Linked DNA regions of Mus musculus: region 2 is linked to region 1. A link is a loop called in an ENCODE intact Hi-C map of the cell type or tissue named here. Cell type or tissue: gastrocnemius. All regions are shown on one strand.

What was found. Peaks named below come from ENCODE experiments on the same cell type or tissue, not always from the same donor. Only the 100,000 strongest peaks of a DNase experiment are listed, where the experiment ranks them.
Region 2: a loop joins it to region 1, with 5 times the contacts of the local background. A loop is called at or near these places in 32 of 42 quality-filtered maps.

Annotation. Positions count from the first base shown.
Region 1 is chr4:155,477,583-155,485,582 of GRCm38, forward strand. No RefSeq gene overlaps it. Among named protein-coding and RNA genes, the nearest start is that of Gnb1, 9.8 kb to the right of the region's middle. In gastrocnemius, no CTCF peak of the experiment used is centred here; DNase peaks (open chromatin) are centred at 3,990 and 4,319; H3K4me3 peaks cover 884 bases; H3K27ac peaks cover 2,568 bases.
Region 2 is chr4:155,563,506-155,571,505 of GRCm38, forward strand. It overlaps Nadk (NAD kinase), which reads left to right and starts at 310. Exons shown (of 12, transcript NM_001159637.1): 1 at 310-474. In gastrocnemius, CTCF peaks have their summits at 601 and 4,934 (motif pointing left); DNase peaks (open chromatin) are centred at 111, 259, 573 and 1,034; H3K4me3 peaks cover 2,246 bases; H3K27ac peaks cover 6,786 bases.

The DNA.
Region 1 (8,000 bases):
TACAATGAGTGGAAGAGCCCAGTACTATTTAGGCGATATCTAGAGGTATGTGTGTCAAGTCCTGAAGAAGAGAAAGCTGACTCAAAACCCTGCGATTCTGCCTTGAGCTCTCTTGGTTCCTCTCTCTGTCTGCTCGCCGTCTCTCCTCTTTCCCCACCCTTCATGTCCTTTTCAGTCTGGACCCTTCCAGATGCCTGGCTCTGCTCTCCCTCATATGTACAATAGGAGTGACAATGTCTTCATTTTCATTCACCTGGTGCTCAGAACCCTGGGAGGAGCACACAGGAGCCTCCTTCCTAGGGGTTTGACCTCTTCTAGTTGACTCTTCTAAGATACGCACGGGTCATTTGTCTCTGCTGGCTTCTGCCACCCACCATCGTCGTCTCCAAATTCTAGGGTCTGAATCCTCATCAGCTTCCGTCTCTCCTAGACTGCTCAATAAGCAGACCCTCTCTCTGGATTCCAGAGCCAACTACACCCTGCTCCGGGGTGCCTACCGTGTGGGCACCTCTCTCCTTGGACACTTATTCCTCCTCGGTCTCTGTTGGAACCCTCCCTCTTCCCAAAAGCCTGTCAGGGTCCCCTTCAGTTGTTTTTCTCTACCCTGCTCTAACCACCCTCTCCTCTACTGGGTGTCACTCCAGAGCTGCCTGCTTTGTCTACTCTTACTACAAAAGCCACATAGGTGTGACAGGAAGCTCTCCTGTCACATGGAAAGGGACAGCTATCCTCCACGACTGGGGACATTTCTCTCTGGCAGTTCCCTCGGTCACTTGGGGATGCCCCGGATTGAGATCCTTGTCCGTCACCGTGACACGAGCCCCCTCTGCGTCCACTGTTCTCAGCTCCTTCCCTAGGAGGCCCATGGCTTCTCGCTACTCCTCTGAGCCTCTATGATATCAGAATCCCATCTCAAATGGCGATTTCCATGCCTCCTCCCCTTTGGAGCTACCTGCTCTATCTTTTCTTATGCCCTGATGGGCCTATACTTTGCAACGCTGCTCTCCTCCTCTCTCCCCCAGGAACTGTCGACTAAGTTCCTCAGCCTCTCTGTGCCTGAATCTATCCCGGAACCCTTCCCTCACCTCTCTGCAAAAATAAATAAATCAGCTTTTTAAAAAAGATTTATTTTATTTATGAGTACACTGTAGCTGTCTTTAGACACACACCAGAAGAGGGCATCGGATCTCATTACAGATGGTTGTGAGTCACTATGTGGTTGCTGGGAACTGAACTCAGGACCATTGGAAGAACAGTCGGTGCTCTTAACCGCTGAGCCAACTCTCCAACCCAAATAAATCAGTTTTTTAAATTTTTTAAAAAAGATTTATTTATTTATTTATTTATTTATTTATTTATTTATTTATTATATGTAAGTACACTGTAGCTGTCTTCAGACACACCAGAAGAGGGGGTCAGATCTCATTATGGGTGGTTGTGAGCCACCATGTGGTTGCTGGGATTTGAACTCAGGACCTCTGGAAGAGCAGTCAGTGCTCTTACCTGCTGAGCCATCTCTCCAGCCCATAAATCAGGGTTTTTTTAGTTTTAATTTTTTCTTTTTTCTTTTTTAAGATTTATTTATTATTATATATGAGTACACTGTAGCTGTTCAGACACACCAGAAGAGGGCATCAGATCTCATTACAGGTGGTTGTGAGTCACCACGTGGTTGCTGGGATTTGAACTCAGGACCTCTGGAAGAGCAGTCAGTGCTCTTACCCGCTGAGCCATCTCTCCAGCCTCCAGCCCCAAATCAGTTTTTTTAAAAATAAGCAAAGGACCTGGGTGGACGTCCCTCTGAAGAGGACAGAGCAGAGATTGTAGGAAACAAACACAAGAAAAGATGTTCGGTATCACTAACCATGGAGGAAAGGCAAATGAGACCACAGCAGATAGGTAGGGTAGAACCCAGTGGATAATTTATGTTTAGAAAGCACACAAAGCCCTGGATTTCATTCCTAGCACAGAGAGGTAATGATGTGTGCCTGGAAAGAAGCACACACACACACACACACACACACACACAAACACAAACACATACACACCACATAAACACACACAAACACATATACACTACACAAACACACACATACACACATAAGCACACACACACACACACTGTGGGAGTAGAAAATAGAATCAGGGAAGAGTTGAGGTGGTTCTCTGAGTTCATCAAGGTTATCTACTAAGACTATACATGACTTTGGTAAAATAGGCAATTAGGCTCTTAGGCAGCTCGGTGGTGGGTGGGAGTAAACCCACCTAGCAGGCATAATACACCTGGATCTATATCCAGCACAGCCAAACAATTTGTATTGAGACAGATACTCACCAACTTCTCTGAAGCCTCCACACTTCCCACCTACCACAGGAGTGGGTCTTCCTGCATACAAAGAGACCTGGATGGGAGCGCCAGCCACCAGACATGGCCTCTGTCCTCATCTCTGCGAGGCCAGGCTGAGCCTCAGCTATGTTTTAGTGAAGTAGAAGTGACAGATAGTGCAGAATACAAGAAATGTATTGCCAGACAGAGTTTATCTCCTTTTTAGTCTTTGCTTGTTTGTTTTTGTTTTTGAGACAGAATTCCTTCATGTAGCCCTGGCTGTCCTGGAACTTGCTCTGTAAACCAGGCTGGCCTCAACCCCAGAGATCTGCCTGCCGCAGCCTCCCGAGTGCTGGGATTGAAGGTGTGAGCTGCTGTTGCCTAGTCCTTTTTATTCTTTTTGTTTCCCCTAAAGATTTTTTAAAATTTTATGTAACTTGGTGTTTTTTTTTGCACATATGTCTGTGAAGGGGCTAGATCCCCTGGGATTGTAGCTGCGTACACTTGTAAGTTGCCATGTGGGTGCAGGCAACTGAACCCCGGTTCTCTGGGAAAACAGCAGCCTCTTACTTTTAAAAAAAGAATGCTTACCTTTACCATCTGTGTATTTGCCAGCGTGTACATATGTGCACCTCGTGGATGCCTGCTACCCAGGAAGGCAGAAGAGGGTTTCAGACGCCTTGGTACTGGAGCTGTACATAGACAGTTGTGAACCATCACCGGAATGCTGGAAAGCGAACTTAGGTCCTCCAGCAAGAGCAAAAGATGCTTTTAATCTCTGAGCCACTTATCTGTGCCCTCACCCCCAGCCTTGAGCGTCTGGATCAGACCTTGTTTGCCTTCAGATCTAGGTAAAGTCTATCGTCCTGCCACATCCGCAGCTTCCTGCAAGAAGCCACGACCTGTTGAGCAGCTGAGCTTGTTTTCCTGGCATAGTGGGGGAGGGATCCCCCCACACACCCACTTTAAAAGTCAGACTAGAGAATTAAAACACTGAGCCTTGGTCAGAGAACTTTGTCTTGGCTCGTTATTTCTCTGGCCATCCTTCCCATCCATCTCCAGCTTTCCTTTCAGGAGCCCAGTATCCCCTGGCCACTGGCAGCTACACTTATCATCTTTACTTCTTTGAGCTCGAATTTCACCTTGTACCTCAGGCTGTCGTCAAAAACCGTAATCCCCCTTCTCTCTAACTGCTGACTATTGAGTCTTCAGGCTTGGCCTGCTAAGATTTTCTCTCCTTCATGTTGCTGAGGGGTTAGGCGGACAGCTGAATTGAAAGCCTTTGGGTATTGGTACAAGAGTGCCGCACACTGTGAGGCGAGGTCAGCATCGTAAGACCCTTATTTAATCCCAGCACTCAGGAGGCTGAGACAGGCGGATCTCTGAGTTCCAGGCCAGTCCGGTCTCAGAGCGAGTTCCAGGACATTCAGGGCGACACCACAAAACCTTGTGTCGAAACACTAAAAAATGGGAGTGGGGGTGTTAACTGGGCCCAGTTGGACGTTTCTCCCAAGCCCGGTCCTGACTTTGTCCCTGTCAATCATGCCAAGCTCCTTCTCTGCTCCACTTTTAAGCCCTTCTTTCATTCATTCAACCAATCCGGAAGCGGCGCCGCTCGGAGTTCGGAAGTTCCGCTTATTTCCCACCAGGTGGCGCTCGAGCACCATTCGCAGCCAGGCGTGGCGGCCAGGGCTCTTCGGAGTCTGTTGGGACTAAAAGCTTGGGTTGGAGACCAGGGGTGGGGCGCTCTGTTTTCGAAACGCAGTCTTGTAAGTATCACTTTCAAGTTTCCACAATTGCAAAGAAAAAGAATAGACATAAATTCCATCTCAGCCACCTGGAAAGCTGACAATAGCTACAGTCCTGCAGGTGCAGACCCTAACTCGGGGTGAGGGGATGGGGGCGGGGTGGGGGGCACACGCAGAACTCTAACCCCAATCTGTGCAAGTGCCAAGTTTCTGACTAACAATCCCTGCAAACAGCCTTCTGGGCATGGTGGCGCTTGTTCCCACCAGGCGAGCCAACAGGCCTGGACCTAGTCCTTGGAGAGGGAGGACCACGCTGTACTTCCTGCTCTGTCCAGCCCCAACTTGGCTCAGGCTCATCTGAGCCGCCCATGGCTCTGGACTCTACGATGGGACAGGGAAGGGCTCGCCCTTGTTCTTTTCTGTCTTAAATGTTCAGCAGAGCCGTTTTATCCAAAGGCATTGAGGGCACAGACTGCTCTACACCTTAAGTCCATTGTGTCCAGCCACCAGAGTAGAAGTGGCCTTAGCATTTGCCAGGGAGTTCCATCCTATCTACATCTCTACAGTACGGAAGGAAAACTGAGACTGGGTAGTAAAGCTAGTGAGGCGCATGCATTCTTTTCTTTATAGAGCCCTGGCCTGAGAGGCAGCGTTCGCAAGCTGTAGTGGGTAGGCAAGGCAGCAGGTGACCCCAGGAACACCCAGTCAGTGTTGAATCAAAGGCATCTACTCTTGTCCCCACTGCAGGGCTGGAGCGCTTCTCCATATATATAATCTTTTCTAGGAGTCAAGGAAGGAAAGCAATGGCGTACACCTTTGATCCCAGTGCCCTGGAGGAAGAGGCAGATGTATCTCTGTGTGTTCGAGGTCAGCTTGGTCTGCATAGTGAGTTGCAGAGCAGCCAGAAATACATAGAGAGACTGATGATTGGAGAGCGGGGGGTGGGGGGAAAGGAAAGAAAAGAAGAAGAAAATTAAAGACCCCAAAGGATAGACTGGGTGTGCTGGCACGCACACATCTTTAATCCCAGTACTTCAGAGGCAAAGGTTGACAGATCTCTGTGAGCTCCAGGCCAACCAAGTCTACATAGTGAGGGCCTATCTAAAAAAATAAATAAATAAATAAATAAATAAGTATATAAAAAATAAACTTCAGAGAGCAATAGAAGGGCAAATGAGGCAGAATAGGAGACCATTAGAAGTCTGAGCTAGTCGCAGGGCCGACCACAAAGGACTCAGGGCAGGCCTAGGCATGAGCCCCAGAGGTATTGCAGCAGGGCCCAACCCATCTCACAGGGACGTCACAGAGAGAAGCTCCAGGGCCCTCGCTCCCTTCATGGCCTCCTAGGCTGTTTTTCAAAACACCAAGCACCGTTGGCCCAGCCTCCCCTGGAAGGTACCTGAAGGCTATAGATGTATAGATGATGCTGGCTCCAGCATCCGTACCTCACAGCTGGAGGCCAACCCCAATTCCAGCCCCACACTGTCAGTCCTCCCAAAGCACAAAACTGTCACTGCCTGGAGCCATGGCTCGCTCTCCCCCATGCCTGCCTCTCCTCATTGCCTCTTTCCGGCAAATCTTGCATCATCTCCCAGGTGGTAGGTGACTGAACCACAGGGACAAAATTCTAGACAAACAGCTCTTGGACCCCAGAGGCCACTCAGAAGGAAGCTGCCCCTGCAGGATCCAGGTCCTGCCAAGAATGTGTTGGCTGAACCCCTGGGGTGCTGCCCTGGGGCTTGAGGCTTAGCATCAAGGATGGCTCTACAGAAGGTTAAGCTGTTAACTGCTTCTTGCCTTGGGGCCTCTACAAAAGGGTCCAGGGCCCAGTGTCAAGGATGGCTGAACATGGCTTAGATCACAGTTGAGTGACTCTGGGTAAGGAAGTGGTATGAGGAGGCTATTCAGCGACTCTTTCATTCCTAGTACTATTGAACTCAGGATGGTGCACTACATATGGATTCTTGCTCGGGTCCCAGGCAGAGGCCTGGGACAATGTCACTGACATGATGAACAGACTCAGGCACGAGGTGAAAGGTCAGCTGGCCTGAGGAAGAAGTGGAAGGGCCTAGAGCAGCTATCTCAACTGGGCACCATCAGCAGGGAGGGGACAAACTCCTGAAGACTGGCTTCCCACCTAGCATGGGGCCGCTGGGTGGGAATCAAGAGACCAGCAGGACAGAAAGGACAGTGACATGGACGCAGTAGAGAGGCAGAGGCTGAGAAATCACAAGCTCAAAGCTAAGCCAATGCTGGCTGATCCTGTCTCAATGCTGTTGGTGGTGTGACACACCTTGAATTACAGCTCTCGGGAGGCAGAACCAAACCAAACCAAACTAAACCAAAATAAAAATCCTATCTCAATTTCTTTTTAATTTAAAAAAAAAGGGGGGGAATCTGCTGTTATATCCTCTAATCCCAGCACTTGGAGGGCAAAGGCAAGAGGATTAGAAGCTAAGGTCATCTCATCGTTGACCTCATAGTGAGTTAGAGGCCAGCCTTGGATACACGAGACACAGTCTCTCAAATATTAAATAAATAAATAAATAAATAAATAAATAAATAAACAGCACATTTTGCTAGGCAGTGGCGGCATGACCCTTTCATCCCAGCACCAGCCAGAGGCAGGTGGATCTAAGTTCCAGGACAGCCGGGGATACACAGAGAAATCTCTCAAAAACAAAAACAAAAACATGTGTGTGTGTGTGTGCACCATGGGCATGTCTGGTGTCCACAGAGGCCAGAAAAGGGTGTTGGATTCCCTTGGAATTGGAGTTACAGAAGGTTATGAACTACCATGTGAGTGCTGAAAATCAAACCCAGGTCCCCTGGATGAATAGCCAGTGCCTACAACTGCTGAGCCATTTCTCCAGCCCTTTCCACATTTAAAAAAAAAAAAAAAGGTAAGATAAAGCCAGGGAACAGAGTCAACAGACATATCTGAGGGCTCTCTCTCCCTTCTGATTAAGTCCACGAGTACATGTGAGACTGTGGAAGTTCTTTGTGGAGACGTGGGACAGAGGAGGGGAGGGGAGGGGAGGACAACATGGGCATGGTGAGGAGAGCAGCAAAGGACATCAAGTGTGGGTTCGCTGGGGCTAGAAGGCTGCAACCCAGAACCTTCCTCAGGGGGGTCAATCTGGCAAACTGGGGTGACTTTCTGTTAGAATGTGGCATACAGATCTTCAGCCTAAGGGGAATTCAGGACTCTATGAACAGGACCCATTATGGCCAGAACCATACCTACTAGGGGTCCGGAGAGGCTTATAGATGGCCTCCCCTGCCCACTGGAAATGGCTCTGATAGTATTGTCTTGTTTAGTGACAAATAGTTTCCTGGTGTAGAAGGGCACTTCCAAGTACACATTCTGTCCATACCTGGTGGGCCCAGCAGGGTTGTGGACAGGATTCTGGGACAAGCTCAGTTCCAGCAACAATCCTGTGGCCCCTTAGCCAGAACCCTAAGGAGCCTGGCCTCTGTGGAAAGTTTGAGAGCTGGGTGGCTTGCCCCTGCTGCTGCTGCCGCTGCCACAGGTGTGATATGTTTACCTAGCAGGTGTTGGAAGAGCCTAGTCTCAGGATAGTGGGTCCCAGGGTGCCATCTGCTGGGAAAAGAGTCCCCAGGATGTCAGGAACTCCCTTCCCTCAGGCAAGGCTCTAGGCAGAGAAGAGAGCTGGAGGCAGGGGCCTGCACCTAGCAGCTCAGAATCTAGGTAGCTCCTTTGCCTTAGACAAGCAAGCTATCATGACCTCAGGGTCCATATCCGGTTTCTAGATTCAGCATGGCCAATAAATAGTATGTGTGTTTCCCCATTCATTGTTCCCAGAACCCCTTTCCTGTGTCTGCCTAGGTCTGTAAGTTAACACTGTGTGGGGGAAGGAAATGTTTTGTCCACAAGCCACAAAATGTCTCAGGGCTAAGAACTG
Region 2 (8,000 bases), 86 kb after region 1:
CAACCTTGGCCCCACCCCCCCGTGCTGTCTTCCGCTCCTTGTCCCCATCCCATTCCGCTATGCCCTGTTTCAGTTCCTTTGCCCCGCCTCCTACTCCTGTGTCCCGCCCACTTCCTCTCGGCCCCGCCTCCCCTTTGCCTCGCCCCTCCCTCTTCACGTCTCCCACCCCCCACCCCACCCCCCAGCCTCTGATCCTTGGCCTACAAAGGGTTTTGAAAAACCCGAAGTTTGCGTGCACGCCTGTGTAGGTGCGGCTGCGCCGCTCTCCCCACGTGCCCTGCAGCGCATGCGTGCGGGCTGCGCTTGCGCACTGACAGCCGCGGCGCAGCGGGGCTTGGTGGTGCCGGTCTCTGGACCGAGCGGCCATGGGGTGGCGGGCGGCTGGGTCGCTGAGAGCCAGGTAGCAGTAGGGCAGCAGGGACCGCCTGCTCGGCCCAGCATGTAGACGTCCACGCGGGCGCGCGGCAGCCGACGGTGAGTGCGGGGCCTGGGGTCGCCCTCTGCCCGGCGTCACTGGCCGGGACCCGTGAAGACAGGGTCACGGCGCCGGCCCTGCCCACCTGCCCGAGGCCGGGCGCTGGTGGCTCTGACGCGCCTCCCTGCGTCCGAACGTGGGTTGCAGCCAGGATGACGCGTGGTCTCGGGGAAGGAGCCTAAGGGACAGGTCTGAAGATCTGGTCCGGCCTTGGGTTTAGGGGGACGAGTCAGAGGTTCGGGTCCCGGGAGAAGCCATGTAGGCCGCCGTTCTGTTCTAAGCCAGTTCAGCGCGCAGCACCGCAGCCGAATCGGCTCCATTGGTCTTCCAGTGGGGCCTTAGCAAGCGCCAGAGACCTTGGCATGTGGGCAAAGTAGTCAGACGAGCGTTTTGTAAGCAATCGAGGTGTGAAACTCTCCAAAACCCCATCGTAAACTTGGTATCCAGTACTTGCCAGGAGCTTCCAAAGTCCTGAAGAGTCCATGGAGATGTTCCTAGAGGCTGCTGCCTCTCAGGATGTCACACTCACAGGCCGCTTGTCTTGGCCTCTGGCAGGTTTCTTCGTTATGGGAACAGGGCGTGCCCAGCGCAGTCCCAGGATCTGCCTTTGCTTGGCCAAGATCCGGCGTCTCTTTCCAGCTCTCCCAAGCAATGGGCTTTCTCCTGGCATTGATTCTGAATAGCGACTTGTTTTTCCTTTCTTGTTTGGGAAACTCTCTGTTTTGGTTCAAAACTTATTCGTTTGGCTTGCCTCTTGAGAAGAGTGTTATTCAAACTTATATTCATTGGTTTCATGTATCACTGTCAGTTTCCACGGGCCGGAAAGCTGGCATCCTCGCCTTGGTAATTAAAAGCACGGCACCTTCCCTCTGAACGTATTTGTCCTCAGCAGTGACTTCACTGTGACTTACACTGCCCATCTTGGGCTCTGGGACAGCCACGGGTGCCAATATACAGTATGACCAGGTAGCTTCTTCATTTGGAGGTGGCATCTCAGAATGCTTCTGCATTTTCTTCTTTGTAGATTTATTTATTAAAAACGATGCAGTTTTATTCATTTTTTTTCTTTTTCATCTTGTTTGAAGTGCTACAGGTCCAGCCCAGATCCTCACACAAGTGCTGTCCCACTGAGCCACAATCCATCCCCCACCCCTCCTTTTGGGTAGAAGTGGCTAACAGATAAAACAGCAGTACTTAAATGAATAGTTTAGCTCTCTAGGCATCACTTGGAGATGGAGAGAAGCAAGTGGTGGTTTTTTCCTTTTTTTTTTAATGGGAGTGGACACTTGCTACTCTACTGCTCATGAATGGAAGGAAGAGCTTCCAAGTGTTGGTTTTCTCCTCCTGCTCCATGGGCTCCATGGATCAAACCCAAGACATCAGGCTTGGCAGTAAGTGCCTTTGTCTACTGAGCCATGTCTCTGATCCTTCCTTTGTTTTTAGACATAACTTTATGTATGCCAAGCTGATTTCTAATTCCCTGTGTAGCCAAGGGTGACTCTGAACTTCTTGTCCTGTATGTTCCTCTGCATGTTGGGATTACAGGCATGAACCAAACCATATCCAGTTGGGCTTTTTCTTGTTTTAATGTGATGTTGGGATGAAGCCCAGGGCTTTGTGTGTGCAAGCACTGTACCAACTGAGCTCTTTTTCAAGCCTTGGGTGGTTTCACTCTTTTTTTTTCTTTCTTTCTTTCTTTTTTTTCCAGGGTGGAGGATGGAGTTCAAGACAGTGTTTCTCTGTCCTGGAACTCACTCTGTAGACCAGGCTGCCCTTGAACTCAGAGATCCCCTGCCTCTGACTCCTGAGTGCTGGGATTAAAGACGTCCGGGCACCACCACCCAAAGTCCTACTCTTAATGCTTTTTTTTTTTTTTTAAAGATTTATTTATTTATTTTATATGTATGATGCACCAGAAGAGGGCATCAGATCTCATTACAGATGGTTGTGAGCCACCATGTGGCTGCTGGGAATTGAACTCAGGACCTCTGGAAGAGCAGTCAGTGCTGTTAACCACTGAGCCATCTCTCCAGCCCCCACTCTAAGATTTACTTTATTTTGGATTTATGTGTATGCATGTGTGTTTGCGTGTGGTTATTATGTGCACACGAGTATGTGTGCCTTGGAGGCAGGAAGAGGGTGTCAGATCCCTTAGAGTTGGAGTTACAGATGGTTGAAAGCTGCCGGATGTGGGTGCTGGGAAGGAAGCTCAAGTTCTCTGGGAGCAGCAAGAGCCTTGTAACTGCTGAGGCTTCGCCCTCTCAGGTGTTGGGAATGGATTCATCTCCATCTTTACCTTGAATCTGTCTGTTTTCTGGTGTCGCAGCAAGAGGGAGATCCGTGCAAAATGCTCAGCACGCGGAGGAGGAGCCTTGGGAGGACAAGAGGGGTGGGCTTTGATCTCAGGCTCTGCTTTCTAGGACTTGTGAGATCTGTTTACAGTTACCACATGGCTCCTGCCCTCCTGAAGGCAGAGGTGTCGCTTTCAACCCCAGGAAACCATCCTACTTGTTTGTGATAGTTGCTTAGCTTATCATTGTCCTCTATTCTGATCCATGGCACCTGTCCTCCCAGGGCTACTGCATTGGGAACAAGTTCGTGAAAACAAATGATCGGGTTAAGGCAGAGACGGTACTAGCAATGTACGCCAGTGCTGTCCACGGTGCAGTGGAAAGGGCAGCAGCGCCTGACCACTTAGCCTTCTAGACCAGAGTGCCTCTCTTGGGTCTGTGAAACTATTCCACCACTAGATGGGTTCTGTGATCCCGTTCCTTAGAACTTTCCAGAAACAGCACACTTCTCTGACCTGTCTGCTAGCTTGGGTATCATTTATTTGTAGAAATGAGGTAGGTATTAGGTAATCACTAAACCTGGACTCTGTGGCTCACAGTAGTGATACCATCATGTTTGATACAGCAACACGTTGTCTCATAAAACAAATGAACAAGAACTGGAAACTTTTCCAACTTGGTATTAACTAATGAAGTTAAACATTTACCTGTTGCTTTCACTAATTTTCCTTCTTTTTATTTTTTTTCTCTCCATTTCTTCCTTCATTCCCTCTATTTTCAAAGACTCAGACTTTTGTCACACAGATTGCAGTCTTCCTCCTGCGTGCTGAGTGCTTGGGTCACGGGTACGCACCAACACACCTGGCTTCGCTTTTCATTTACCGCTTCTACATATATTTGAAGTTCACATGGAATTGAACGTTTGTATTACGTTTCTTGGGCTGACTCTCTGTGTGTTCATGCCTGCCTTTGGTTCCTGTTGTACATGAGCTTATTGACATTTTGATATCTTTCTTGCTACTCCATGATGGTGACTCAGTTCCTTTTCCAAGCCAGCCAAGCTACTCAACAATGAAAAAAATCCCAACAGGGATAACTAAGTGCACTCACCCCCCCCAGCTACCTCAGCACCTGATAATCATCTTGCCTAGCCTTTGTTTCCGCTTCACTTTTTAGACCTTGCTTGAAGAGTTACCTAGGGAAAGGTTGGCGACGAAAGAATTAAATAATGGAATTAAATAGAATTAAAAACAGAGGAGGAGGGATGATGGGTCAGTCCTAGCAACCACCCGGGATTCACTCCCAGGGACCCTCAGGGTAAGAGGAGGGATTTAGGGGCTGCCCTTCGATTGCCACGGGCAGATTGTGTCATGCGAGTGAGCATGTGTGCACCAACCCATAAGTAAATACGTGTATCTGTTTATTTACTTAATTGGGTTTTTTTTTTCTTTTAAAAAAAAATTGGGGGAGGGGGTGTTGGGATGTTCAAATCAGGGTCTCTCTCTCTGAAGCCCTGGCTGTCCTAGAACTCAATCTGTAGACCAGGCTGGCCTCACTTTAGAGAGCCACCTGCTTCTGCTGGGATTAAAGGCTTTTATACCACGATCTCCTGGTTTATTTTTCTTTTTTTTAAGACACAAAATCTCTGTGTAGCTCTGGCTGTCCTGGAACTAAGTGTGCACACTAGGCCTGGCTCCTTTTTTATTAATTTATTTTTGTTGTTGTTGTTTCTTTATTTTGTTTTGACACAGGGCTTTTCTGTGTAACTCTGGCTGTCCTTAGTCCAGGCTGGCCGCAAACTCAGGGTCCATTTGTCTCTGCCTTCCAAGTGCTAGGATTAAAGACCACCACCTGGCTCTTTTTTTATATTTTGAAACAGTTTCACTATGTAACCACAAATGGCCTGCAACTCACTATGTAGACTAGGCTGTGCTTGAATTTAGAGAACTGCCTGCCTCTTCCTCTCAGTATTGGAATTAAAGGCGTTCCTCCTCCACACTGAACAACTATAGTTTTAAAAAGGGGAGGGGGGACTTGGGACGTGGACAAATGACTCATGGTGGTTAATAGCACTTGTTGCTCCTATTATAGAGGAAATGGGTTTATTTCCCTCTGCACCTTTGTGGTTGTAAACTCCAGTTCCAAAGGATGCTGCACCCTCTTCTGGTCTCTGTGGGAACTGCATACACATAAAAATAAATCTTAATCTGTTTTTGTTTTTTTGGTTTTTCTTTAAAGATTTATTTTTTTATATGTGTGAGTACACTGTTGCTGTCTTCAGACACACTAGAAGAGCATCAGACCCCATTATATATGGTTGTGAGCCACCATGTGGTTACTGGAAATTAACCCCAGGACCTCTGGAAGAGCAGTCAGTGCTCTTCACCGCTGAGCCATCTCCCCAGCCCTAAATCTGTTTTTATAAAGGCTCCAAGGGTGGATTGGTACCTGAGAGCCTGGGTAGTGGCCACTCTCTCTTGCCTTGAGAAGCCAGCAGTCCAACCCTAGTGGACACGCAATAGGATGATGCCCTGTTCTCTCGGTGAGCCTTCCTCTGCACTTTGATTCTCACCATATCTTCCAGGCTCTTGGACAAAGGCCAAGTGTAGCATGTACAAGAGTCTGTCTAACCTAATGACCAGGACAAGGCTGTATGTGAGCCTGGCCACATTCTGCTAGTCACTGTGGGGTCCTTTCTGCCCTAATTTGAGAGATGCCTGTGGCACCATAATATGTGTGACGTGCTGTCATTTTCTACCATGTCAAATGCCGATGTGGGCACTTGCTCTTAGTATAGAGTCTTTATGTGATAATTGCCATTTTAACAGACCATCCAGTCCGCCCTGAAATGACCTAACAAGGCACTGTGAGGGAGGTCAGCACTGCACAGAAACCCCACAGGCCTTGGCCAGTGTAACCCTTGGACTTTACCAGGCAGCTACTTTCTAATTGTAAAGCTATACTTGTTTACTTAGGTCTTGTGTATACGGATGGGGTCAGATGTACACAGCCTGTCTGTGGAGGTCAGAAGGAGTTGGTTCTCTTCTTGCAGTGTGGAGCAAGGGATTGAATTCAGATCCTACACTTGATGTCAGTGTCCAGGAGTGGACTGAACCCTTGGGCATCTGGGAATGAAGGGAGAGTGAAGAATTATATAGTGAAGCCCGTGTCAAAAAAAAAAAAATCTGCTAATATATGCATATATTTTCATTTTCTTTCTTTTTTTTAAAGTTCAACTCTTTATTTGGTAATTTTTGTTTGGTTTGGTTTGTTTAAAGATTTATTTATAAACGGGGGTGGGGGGTGGCACCCGCCTTTAATCCCAGCACTTGGAAGGCAGATTCAGGCAGATTTCTGGGTTCGAGGACAGCCAGGGCTACACAGAGAAACCCTGTCTCGAATAAAAAATAAATAAATAAATAAATAAACTATTGCTCTCTTCAGACACACCAGAGAGGGCATCAGATCCCATTACAGATGTGAGCCACCATGTGGTTGCTGGGATTGAACTCAGGACCTCTGGAAGAGCAGTCAGTGCTCTTAACCACTGAGCCAACTCTCCAGCCCATATTTTCATTTCCTTATCTGCGTCATACAAAAATTAGAATGAACATGGCCGCATAGGCCTGTAGTCCTAGTTACTCGGGAGGCAGGAACAAGAGGATCACAAGGTCAGAGACTGGATTACAGGGAGCCACCCTGTATTTAACAGAAAAGCAAGGCCTTGGTGGTGCGTGCCTTTAGTGCCAGTGCGCTAGAGGCAAGCCAGTCGGATCTTGGGGTTCAAGGGCAGCCAGAGCCTTACAGAAAGCCTGTTGTGAAAACCAAAAAAGGAAAAAGTGAACACACATAATGAGTTGGGAGTATAGCTCAGTAGTAAGTACTTATGTAGCAAGCATAGAGGCCTAGGTTTATACCCTAACAACACACACAGGAAAAGATTTTAAAGGCCAAGGCCATCATGATCAGTTTTTTTCTCATGCTTCTAAAAGGCAGTTTGAGCCTGTAGTCTGTTTTGGATTAATATTTGTAAGTGATAAGAGGACATAGTTCAGTTTTCAGTCTTTTCAACTGGCTACCCATCTGCTTAACACTACTTGAAGGTTTTGTTTTGGTTTGGTTTGGTTTTTTCGAGACAGGGTTTTTCTGTGTAGCCCTGACTGTCTTGGAACTCACTCTGTAGACCAGGCTGGCCTTGAACTCAGAAATCCGCCCGCCTCTGCCTCCGGAGTGCTGGGATCAAAGGTGTGCGCCACACGCCCGGTGCCCGGCGAAGGTTCTTTTTTTATTGAATCACTACAGCACCTTTGTCAAGACCTTTTAGGCTTGGCTAGGGTGTGTCTTAGAGGGATAGCTGTTCGCTCACAACACACACAAACCGTGGTTGATGTCTATTTCTGGATCATCTTTTCTGTTGCTTGATACTGGAATTGAGCAGTTTGCCTTGTGCTAGGTAAGCACTCTACTGCTGGGCTATATCTCAGCCTTTTTATACTTGGAGACAGCGTTTTGTTAAGTTGCCAAAGCAAGCCTCGAACTTGTCATTGCCCTACCTCTGCCTCTCAAGTAGCTAGGAGTGCAGGCCTGTGCCACCAGGCCCAGATGTTTTGTTTCTTTGCTGCATAGACCTAGCTGGCCTTAGCTTTTCAGTGGCTGTCTCCTGCCTCTGCCGCTCAGTCCTTATTCTGACTTACCTGATTTCAATAGGTAGGACACAGAAACTGTCTTTTTAAAAAAAATAGGGAGCTGGAGAGATGGCTCAGCGGTTAAGAGCACTGACTGCTCTTCCAGAGATCCTCAGTTCAATTCCCAGCAACCACATGGTGGCTCACAACCATCTGTAATGGTATCTGATGCCCTCTTCTTCTGGTGTGTCTGAAGACAGCTACAGTGTACTCACATACATTACAAAAAAAAAAAAAAAAAAAAAAAAAAAAAAGATAAAGTTCTTCTGGTGATTGTAAAATATAGCCAGGGTAAGAACCAATCTATTCTCTCACCTTTGACCTTAGCATGGGCTCCATAGGGTTGACCAAGGTCACAGGTCTTAGTTGTCTGGGCTACTGTAACAAAGCATCACAGACTGGTTGGTTCAAAGTAGATTCATGTTCTCACAGTCCTGGAGGCTGAAGTCCAGCTCTCTGTGGAGAGCTCTTCCCCAGCACTCTTGTGTTGCTCATGTTGGTCGGGTCTGAAAGTGGAGGGACACTGCTTTTAAAGGCATTAATGAACCA